2 separate regions of the Homo sapiens genome follow, and region 2 is linked to region 1. Evidence: chromatin loops called from intact Hi-C (ENCODE). Cell type or tissue: heart right ventricle. All regions are shown on one strand. Region 1 overlaps CLASP1 (cytoplasmic linker associated protein 1). Region 2 overlaps NIFK-AS1 (NIFK antisense RNA 1).

Region 1 (4,000 bases):
AATATAGGTCTCTGATTTTCTGGATAGTGCTGCTTTCATAAGAACAGGGTTTAGTAAACTTTTCCTTAAAACCCAGATAGTACCTATTTTGGGCTTTGTGAGACCATATGCTCTTTGAAATATTCAACTAATATGAATCGTTGTATTGCAAAAGCAGTGACAGGTAATAGGTAAATGAACAGGCTTGGCTGTGTTCCAGTAAAACTTGACTACCTTATGTGATATTTCAGAAAAACTTGCCTCTCTCACTCAGACTCATATTGGGATCAGTTTGAATTCTGTTAGCTTACTGCTAATCATCTACAGTGAGCTGGCCTTGAACTTTCTTTGGTAGTAGAAGCCATCTGTGGGTTGAGTAATTGGTTATTTAAATAAGCATACATTCAGAACAGCACTATGCTACACCATGGCGGTGCTGTTCAACATGGAAGGATTTGTGAAGGTTCCCTGTTGTCATAGTGACCATGGGAATCCTGGAAGGAGACATTAAATAATAAAAATAACCCCAAATTTTGAATATGGCTGTCCTCATTGATCTGGTCTCCTCTTCCTGTCTGCCTTAAAACTTGCAGAAAGGGAAAAGTGGTGGGGATAGGTTCTTGCACTCACTTCCAGCTGCTTCTGTTCTTCCTTCTTCCCTCATCAGGTGAGAAGGGATGAAATGTTAAGAATGACCTGTCTTGGAGAGACCGCCTGGGCTATGCAACTGGAGGGAATTGGGGGGGGACTTATGCTACGCAGCTTTCTCAGGTCATCTTGACAGCTTTGATTCTGCGCAGCAGTGCAGTAACATGCAGCCTCACATCCACACCACACCAGTGCAAGTACCTGTACCTTTACTGGGATCATTGGAAACAACGTTTCTTAGCAGGGGCTTGGTGCTTTTTGTGAATACAGTCCCACAGGCCTTTCTCCGCAGTTTCAAAATTCAAAGCACTCTGAAAGCCTAGTGTTTTTAATTACTAATTTGCCATTTGACCTGAAGTGAACTAACATGAGACTATTTATAGTCTGTATGTACCTGGCTAGGCTATGTTTCACTACAAAAATATTAATGTGCTTGATTGTGAGTTGCTGCCCCGGATTCTATTCAAGGGGCTATATTACACATACACACACACATACACACTATCTCTCTCTCCGTGCACTATTTTATCTTCCTAAAAATCTGAAAAATTCTTTATTCCAGAATATACCTGGCCTCTAGAGTTTTGGATAAGCAATTGTGGACCTGTATTTAATACTGTACAATAATAATGATAGTCTATGGCTGTGGTGCATTTACTGTGAGCCAGAAATTGTGCTAAATATGTGTTCATTTTTTAAATTGTAATTACCATATGAGGTAGACATTATTTTTCCCATTTTACAAATGAGAAGACTGATGCTCAAAAAATTAGCTAACTTGTTCAAGGTGATAAAACTAGTAATTAAGATTTCTGAGACTTGAACTCAAGTCCTTATGCAACAACCAGAGTTAATTAAACACGTATGATGTGCCAGTTGCTGTACTTACACAGTAGGGAAAAACTGGGTACGGTCCCGGCCCAGTGTCTAAGCTGTCTAGGTCTGTCCAGTCTGTGTGGGCTTCATCTCCGTGTACATTTGTCTCAAGGCCCATTCCGTGCTGCCTTATATTTGAAATTTGTGGGTTCCCTATTAACCCAGAGCTTCCTTTTCTTCTGCCCTGTGGTCTGATTGGAGGAACGGGGAGGGCACATGAGAGGGCGGTGCACAGTGTAGGATAGGAAATAAGTCAGTGCTAAATTGCATCATAGGAATTTGTATAAATTCTGTCATGCGGAGAAAGAAGAAACATTAGGGTATGCTTAGTTGGAGAGGCCTTGACAGAGAAGTGGGATTAAAGAGGGTTATGAAGAACCAAAAGGTGTAAGCTGCAGAGGGTTCTGAGAAAGTCTCTCTTCCTTTCCTGTTTCTCCCTTTCTGGTTAGCACTTCCTTGGTAGACTGTAAAAGATGTAGTCTCTCCTAAGCTGCTTTACAGAGCACATGTTACCGCTAGATCAAGTGTGTTTATGGGCAGGAGGAGACTGTGTTGACAGATAAGGGAGGTTCCTCTCATTTCCTTTGCCTATCTCCAAAACCTTGGCTTTCATCGAGGTTTTTATTTTCCCGCTTGTGTCCTTGAGAGGAGAGCCAGAAAAGATTATTGGATTCAGATTAAGTGACTTCTGTTTCCTTTTCTGGCAGTCTCCTCGCTACTGCCACCAAGTGACACATCTTTTCAGAGACTGTCCATTTTTTTCCAGGTTTTCCTTGCAGTGTTTGTCCTATTGGCTGTAGGAGGTGAATTTCCATGGTTTAATCTAAAAAGACAGGTGCCTCTGTCATAAGTAGAAAAGCTACAGTTAGCAGCACTAAGCAAAAGCAAAAAACCTTAGGAAAGGTTATGTCAAGAAAATTTATATGGATTGTTGGTAAAAATGGTGTCCTTGATGTATGTAATTAGTGGCATTTCTTCCTAAATGTGTTTACCTATATGCAAGGGCAACAAAGTGTACTGAAAGTATTTTAGATTTGAGTGTGAATTGTCTGGATTCCTCTTCTGGCTCTGCCACTCATATATTTGAGCAGGTAGCTTTCTCTCTAGAATGTATTTCCTCATCTGTAAAAGGGGTCTGATGATATTTACTACATAGAGGATTCAGTAAGCCCATGTATATAAGCCCATGTAGTGCTTTTAATATGTAGCATGTGGTCAGTAAAAGGAAGTTGACGAAAATGTATATTATGGGACCAAATACTCATAAAATCTGAGGAAAGTTAACTTTTATGTGGGACTGAGGTTACATGTTTTCTTGTGGCCTAGTCAGTTAGCCTGTGCTCTGGAACAGAGGCCTTGGGTCTCTTGTAATAAGATATGAATCCATCAGTTGTTCAGTGTTGATAATAAAGTCCCTGAGTAGAGCAGCAGCTGGCTGGGAAGTCTGTGAAGGGTGAGTTAAAAACTGACTGGTATAAAACAATCCATTGACTGAGGCCCCCTGTTTTAGGAAGATTTCACTTGATTGTAAAATTTTTAACACTTATACTTTCCCTTGTTTCAGAAAACTAAAATTTAAATAAGGATACATGCAACAGAAGAAGTAATAAATTGAATGTCAAGGCAGAAAGTAAAACAGCTGGAGTGAGAACGTGGACCTAACAATGAGGCTAATGATTAACAGCTAATGTTTACTAGTAGCTAACACTTATTAAGCGCCATTATGTGCTAGACACTGTTAAGTGTTTTGCATGCATTGCCTGGTGTAATTATAACATAGATGCTGTATGATAAGCCCTGTGATTATTCCTATTCTTTAAGTGGGGACACTGAAGAAACTTGCCCGAGGTTACATGACTAGAAAGTGTCAGAGGCAGGATGTTAGTCGGAATAGTCTGACTGTAGCACCCACTGCTGAAGCAATATGCAGTATTTTCTTTATAATTTTGTAGCAGAGGTAATAGTAGCATTTATTGGAGCATAAAAGAAAAGGGTGTAAGGACGTACCCCACAGTTGATTTCTTAAAGGGAGGGAATTTTGAGTTAGACTTTAATGAAAAATATTTAAGATGAATATATTTAAAATAGTTCTTTGGTCCTGTTAGAATCATGACCATATATACTTTTTAAACTTTTTATTTTGGAAAATATTCAGACATGTGAAAACCTCAGAAAACAGTTAAAAAAATTTTCATGTATGTTTCACCTGGACCCCAGTGTTAACTCTTTATCACATATGTCTTGTTTTCTCTATTATTATGCTTATTGTAATCATTTGAGAGTAGTAGACACAGTGCTTCACTGCAATACCTGTGTATACAGTGGTTCTTAGAAACAAGGTCATTCATTTATATAATGTTAGGACAGCTATCTAAATCAGGATTAAGATTGATGGACTACTGGCCGGGCGCAGTGGCTCACACCTGTAATCCCAGCACTTTGGGAGGCCAAGGCGGGCAGATCACGAGGTCAGGAGATGGAGACCATTCTGGCTAAC
Region 2 (4,000 bases), 120 kb before region 1:
ACCTCTCAGGTGAGCACAGTGGCTCACACCTGTAATCCCAGCACTTTGGGAGGCAGAGGTGGGCAGATCACCTGAGGTCGGGAGTTCGAGACCAGTCTGACCAACATGGAGAAACCACATCTCTACTAAAAGTACAAAGATTAGCTGGCTGTGGTGGTGGGCACCTGTAATCCCAGCTACTCAGGAGGCTGAGGCAGGAGAATCGCTGGAACCCGGGAGGCAGAGGTTGCAGTGAGCCAAGATCATGCCACCACACTCCAGCCTGGGCAACTGGAGTGAAATTCTGTGTCAAAAAAAAAAAAAAAAATCAGCCAGGCGTGGTGGCACATGCCTGTAATCCCAGCTACTCAGGAGGCTGAGGCAGGAGAATCACTTGAACCTGGGAAGCCAAGGTTGCAGTAAGCTGAGATCATGCCACTGTACTCCAGCCTGGGTGACAGAGCAAGACTGACCCAAAAAAAAGAAAAATCTCTTAAAACAATCAGCCTGAATTGTCATAGAGAAACCTAATTTCTGCCTTTTGACCATAAAATAGGAAGTAATAATGACTTTTCAACGCTTGTACTCCATTTAAGGACTCAGGCGGCCGGGCACAGGGGCTCATACCTGTAATCCCAGCACTTTGGGAGGCTGAGGCAGGCGGATCATGAGGTCAGGAGTTCAAGACCAGCCTGGCCAGCATGGGGGAAACCCCTTGTCTGCTAAAAATACAAAAAAATTAGCCACGCGTGGTGGTGGGTGCCTGTAATCCCATCTACTTGGGAGGCTGAGGCAGGAGAATTGCTTGAACCTGGGAGGCAGAGGTTGCAGTGAGCCAAGATCGCGCCACTGCACTCCAGCCTGGGTGACAGGGCGAAACTCCATCTCAAAAAATAAAAATAAAAAAAGGACTCAGGCATAACATGAAGTATGCAATAATAATTAATGTTTATTACATGTTTGCATATGTAATGTTGCAGATGAGTAAACTGAAGCCCAGGGAGCTTAGGTAGCTTGCCCACAGATTGTCTATGGTGACCCAGTTGAACTGACTCAAGTTCTTAAAGTTTACTTTCAGTGAGATTAGCATAAATGCTAGATTATTCGTGGCCATGGAAAGGAAAAGGGCTGGGGTCAATGCTTCACGCCTGTCATCCCAGCACTTTGGGAGGCTGAGATGAGATGGAAGGATTGCGTGAGCCCAGGAGTTTGAGACACCAGTGAGCACTGGAGGGGACCACTGCACTCCAATCTGGGTAAGAGAGCAAGACCCCCCTCTCTAAAAATAAACAAACAAAAAACAGGGAGAAGTAAAAGACAAGACCTAGTGACTTTCCTTTGTTGTTGTTGTTTTTTTTGAGACAGTCTCGCTGTGATGCCTAGGCTGGAGTGCAGTAGTGTGATCTCAGCTCACTGCAACCCTCACCTCCCTGGTTCAAGCGATTCTCCTGCCTCAGCCTCCCGAGTCGCTGGGATTACAGGCGCCTGCCCCCACACTTGGCTAACTTTTGTATTTTTAATAGAGACAGGGCTTCACCATGTTAGCCAGGATGGTTTCAAACTCCTGACCTCGAGTGATCCACCCACCTCAGCCTCCCAAAGTGCTGGGATTACAGGCGTGAGCCACCGCGCCTGGCTGACTTTCCTTTTTTGCTGTTTTGTTTTTCTTCTCCAAGTTATTGGTAGAGGGACCTAGTGACTTTATGAATTGGGAGCAGAAATGGGGCACTGGGACACACATGGAATGAAGAAGGCTAACAAGATTTCTATTCTTAAATGCTCAGCCTTGAAATAACTCAGAGCAATATAACGCTAGGTGGCAATAGATCCCAGGCACTTGAAATTTACAGTCAGCCTGGCACGGTGGCATGAACCTGAGGTCCCAGCTTCTGAGAAGGTTGAAGCAGGCAGAGAAAATCTACAGTTAACTCATTGCACTTAAAGAGATTGGCAAAAATCCAAAATTATTAAAGGGGTTTATACCCTAGTGTTAACTTTTTTTTTTTTGAGATGGAGTCTTGCTCTGTTGCCCAGGCTGGAGTGCAGTAGCGCAATCTCGGCTCACTGCAACCTCCATCTCCTGGGCTCAAGTAACTCTCCTACCTCAGCCTCCCGAGTAGCTGGGATTACAGGTGCCTGCCACCACGCCCAGCCAATTTTTGCCTTTTTAGTAGAGATGGGGCTTCACCACATTGGCCAGGCTGGTCTTGAACTCCTGACCTCAGGTGATCCACCCGCCTCGGCCTCCCAAAGTACTGTGATTACAGGCATGAGCCACTGTGCACGGCTGGAGTCTCACTCTTTTACCCAGGCTGGAGTGCACTGGTGCGATCTCGGTTCACTGCAGCTTCCGCCTCCCAGGTTCAAGCGATTCTCCTGCCTCAGCCTCCTGAATAGCTGAGATTACAAGCACCCGACACGACACCTGGCTAATTTTGTATTTTTAGTACAGACGGGGTTTCACCATGTTGGCCAGGCTGGTCTTGAACTCGTGACCTCAGGTGATCCACCTGCCTCGGCCTCCCAGAGTGCTGGGATTACAGGTGTGAGCCACTGCGCCCGGCCTCAGCCCACCAATGTCTACACTACTACAGGACAGAAACTACCACTATCAAATGCCCCTTAAGCAATTTGGTGCTTAGGAAACATCTTTCCAATAATTGACAATTGGTGAAAATATATTTACCAAATGGGTTTGGGTCACCAGCAATACAACATTCCAATGACATGAACCATGAAAATATTTACCTTATGAATTTGTGTATAAAGATGAAGAAATATAACTTCGATTAATTTTACAATATTTATGGGCAAATTATTTATTTATTTATTTATTTTATATAGAGATGGAGTCTCACTATATTGCCCAGGCTGGTCTCCAATTCCTGGCCTCAAGCAGTCCTCCCACCTTGACCTCCCAAAATGCTGGGATTATAGGCGTGAGCCGCTGTGCATGGCCAAAGCAGTTTTGGTTTGGTTTGGTTTGTATTGGTTTTTAGAGACAGGATCTCACTGTGTCGCCCTGGCTAGAGTGCAGTAGCATGATAATAGCTCACTGCAGCCTCGAACTCCTGGCCTAAGGTGATCCTCCCACCTTGGCCTCCTGAGTAGCTGAAACTATGGGAACTTGCATGAGGCCCGGCTAATTTTTTTTTTTTTCTTGAGACGGAGTTTTGCTCTTGTCACCCAGGGTGGAGTGCAATGGCATGGTCTCAGCTCACTGCAACCTCGGCCTCCCTGGTTCAAGTGATTCTCCTGCCTCAGCCTCCCAAGTAGATGGGATTACAGGCATCTGTAGCCACCACGCCCGGCTATTTTTTTGTATTTTTAGTAGAAATGGGGTTTCACCATGTTGACCAGGCTGGTCTCAAACTCCTGACTGACCTCAGGTGATCTGCCCACCTCCCAAAGTACTGGGATTATGGGCGTGAGCCACCGAGCCCAACCTTTTTTTTTTTTTTAGAAATGGGTCCTCAGTATGTTGCCCAGGCTGGTCTGGAATTCCTGGCCTCAAGTGATCCTCCTGCCTCAGTGTCCCAAATTGCTAGGATTACAGGCATGAGCCACTGCCCCTGGCCAGCAAATAATTATATATAATTATATACAGTGCATATAATGTTCTTAGGTATGTATTAAAATGATGGCTCTATGTAAAAAGAAAGTTTCGGCTGGGCGCAGTGGCTCACTCCTGTAATCCCAACACTTGGGAGGCCGAGGTGGATGGATCACTTGAGGTCAGGAGTTTAAGACCATCCTGGCCAACATGGTGAAACCCCGTCTCTACTAAAAATACAAAATTAGCTGGGTGTCCTGTCAGGTGCCTGTAATCCCAGCTGGGAGGCTGAGGCAAGAGAATCACTTGAACCTGGGAGCTGGAGATTGCAGTGAGCTGAGATTGCACCATTGCACTCCAACCTGTCAACAGAGTGAGACTCCGTCTCAAAAATAAATAAATAAATACATAAATACATAAATAAATAAATAAATAAATAAATAATTTTACACAAGAGAACTTTGCTTT

What was found. A loop is a pair of places that touch in the nucleus more often than their neighbours do. Peaks named below come from ENCODE experiments on the same cell type or tissue, not always from the same donor. Only the 100,000 strongest peaks of a DNase experiment are listed, where the experiment ranks them.
Region 2: it touches region 1 in a loop (6-fold over the local background); 40 of 110 quality-filtered maps call a loop at or near these places.

What each region holds. Positions count from the first base shown.
Region 1 is chr2:121,594,595-121,598,594 of GRCh38, reverse strand. The region is part of intron 2 of CLASP1 (cytoplasmic linker associated protein 1); the gene reads left to right. Among named protein-coding and RNA genes, the nearest start is that of CLASP1, 53 kb to the left of the region's middle. RefSeq lists an enhancer at 1,540-1,609. In heart right ventricle, a CTCF peak has its summit at 2,240 (motif pointing left); DNase peaks (open chromatin) are centred at 1,685 and 2,201; H3K4me3 peaks cover 1,193 bases; H3K27ac peaks cover 3,263 bases.
Region 2 is chr2:121,716,713-121,720,712 of GRCh38, reverse strand. The region is part of intron 3 of NIFK-AS1 (NIFK antisense RNA 1); the gene reads right to left. Among named protein-coding and RNA genes, the nearest start is that of NIFK, 18 kb to the left of the region's middle. In heart right ventricle, a CTCF peak has its summit at 1,789; a DNase peak (open chromatin) is centred at 1,832.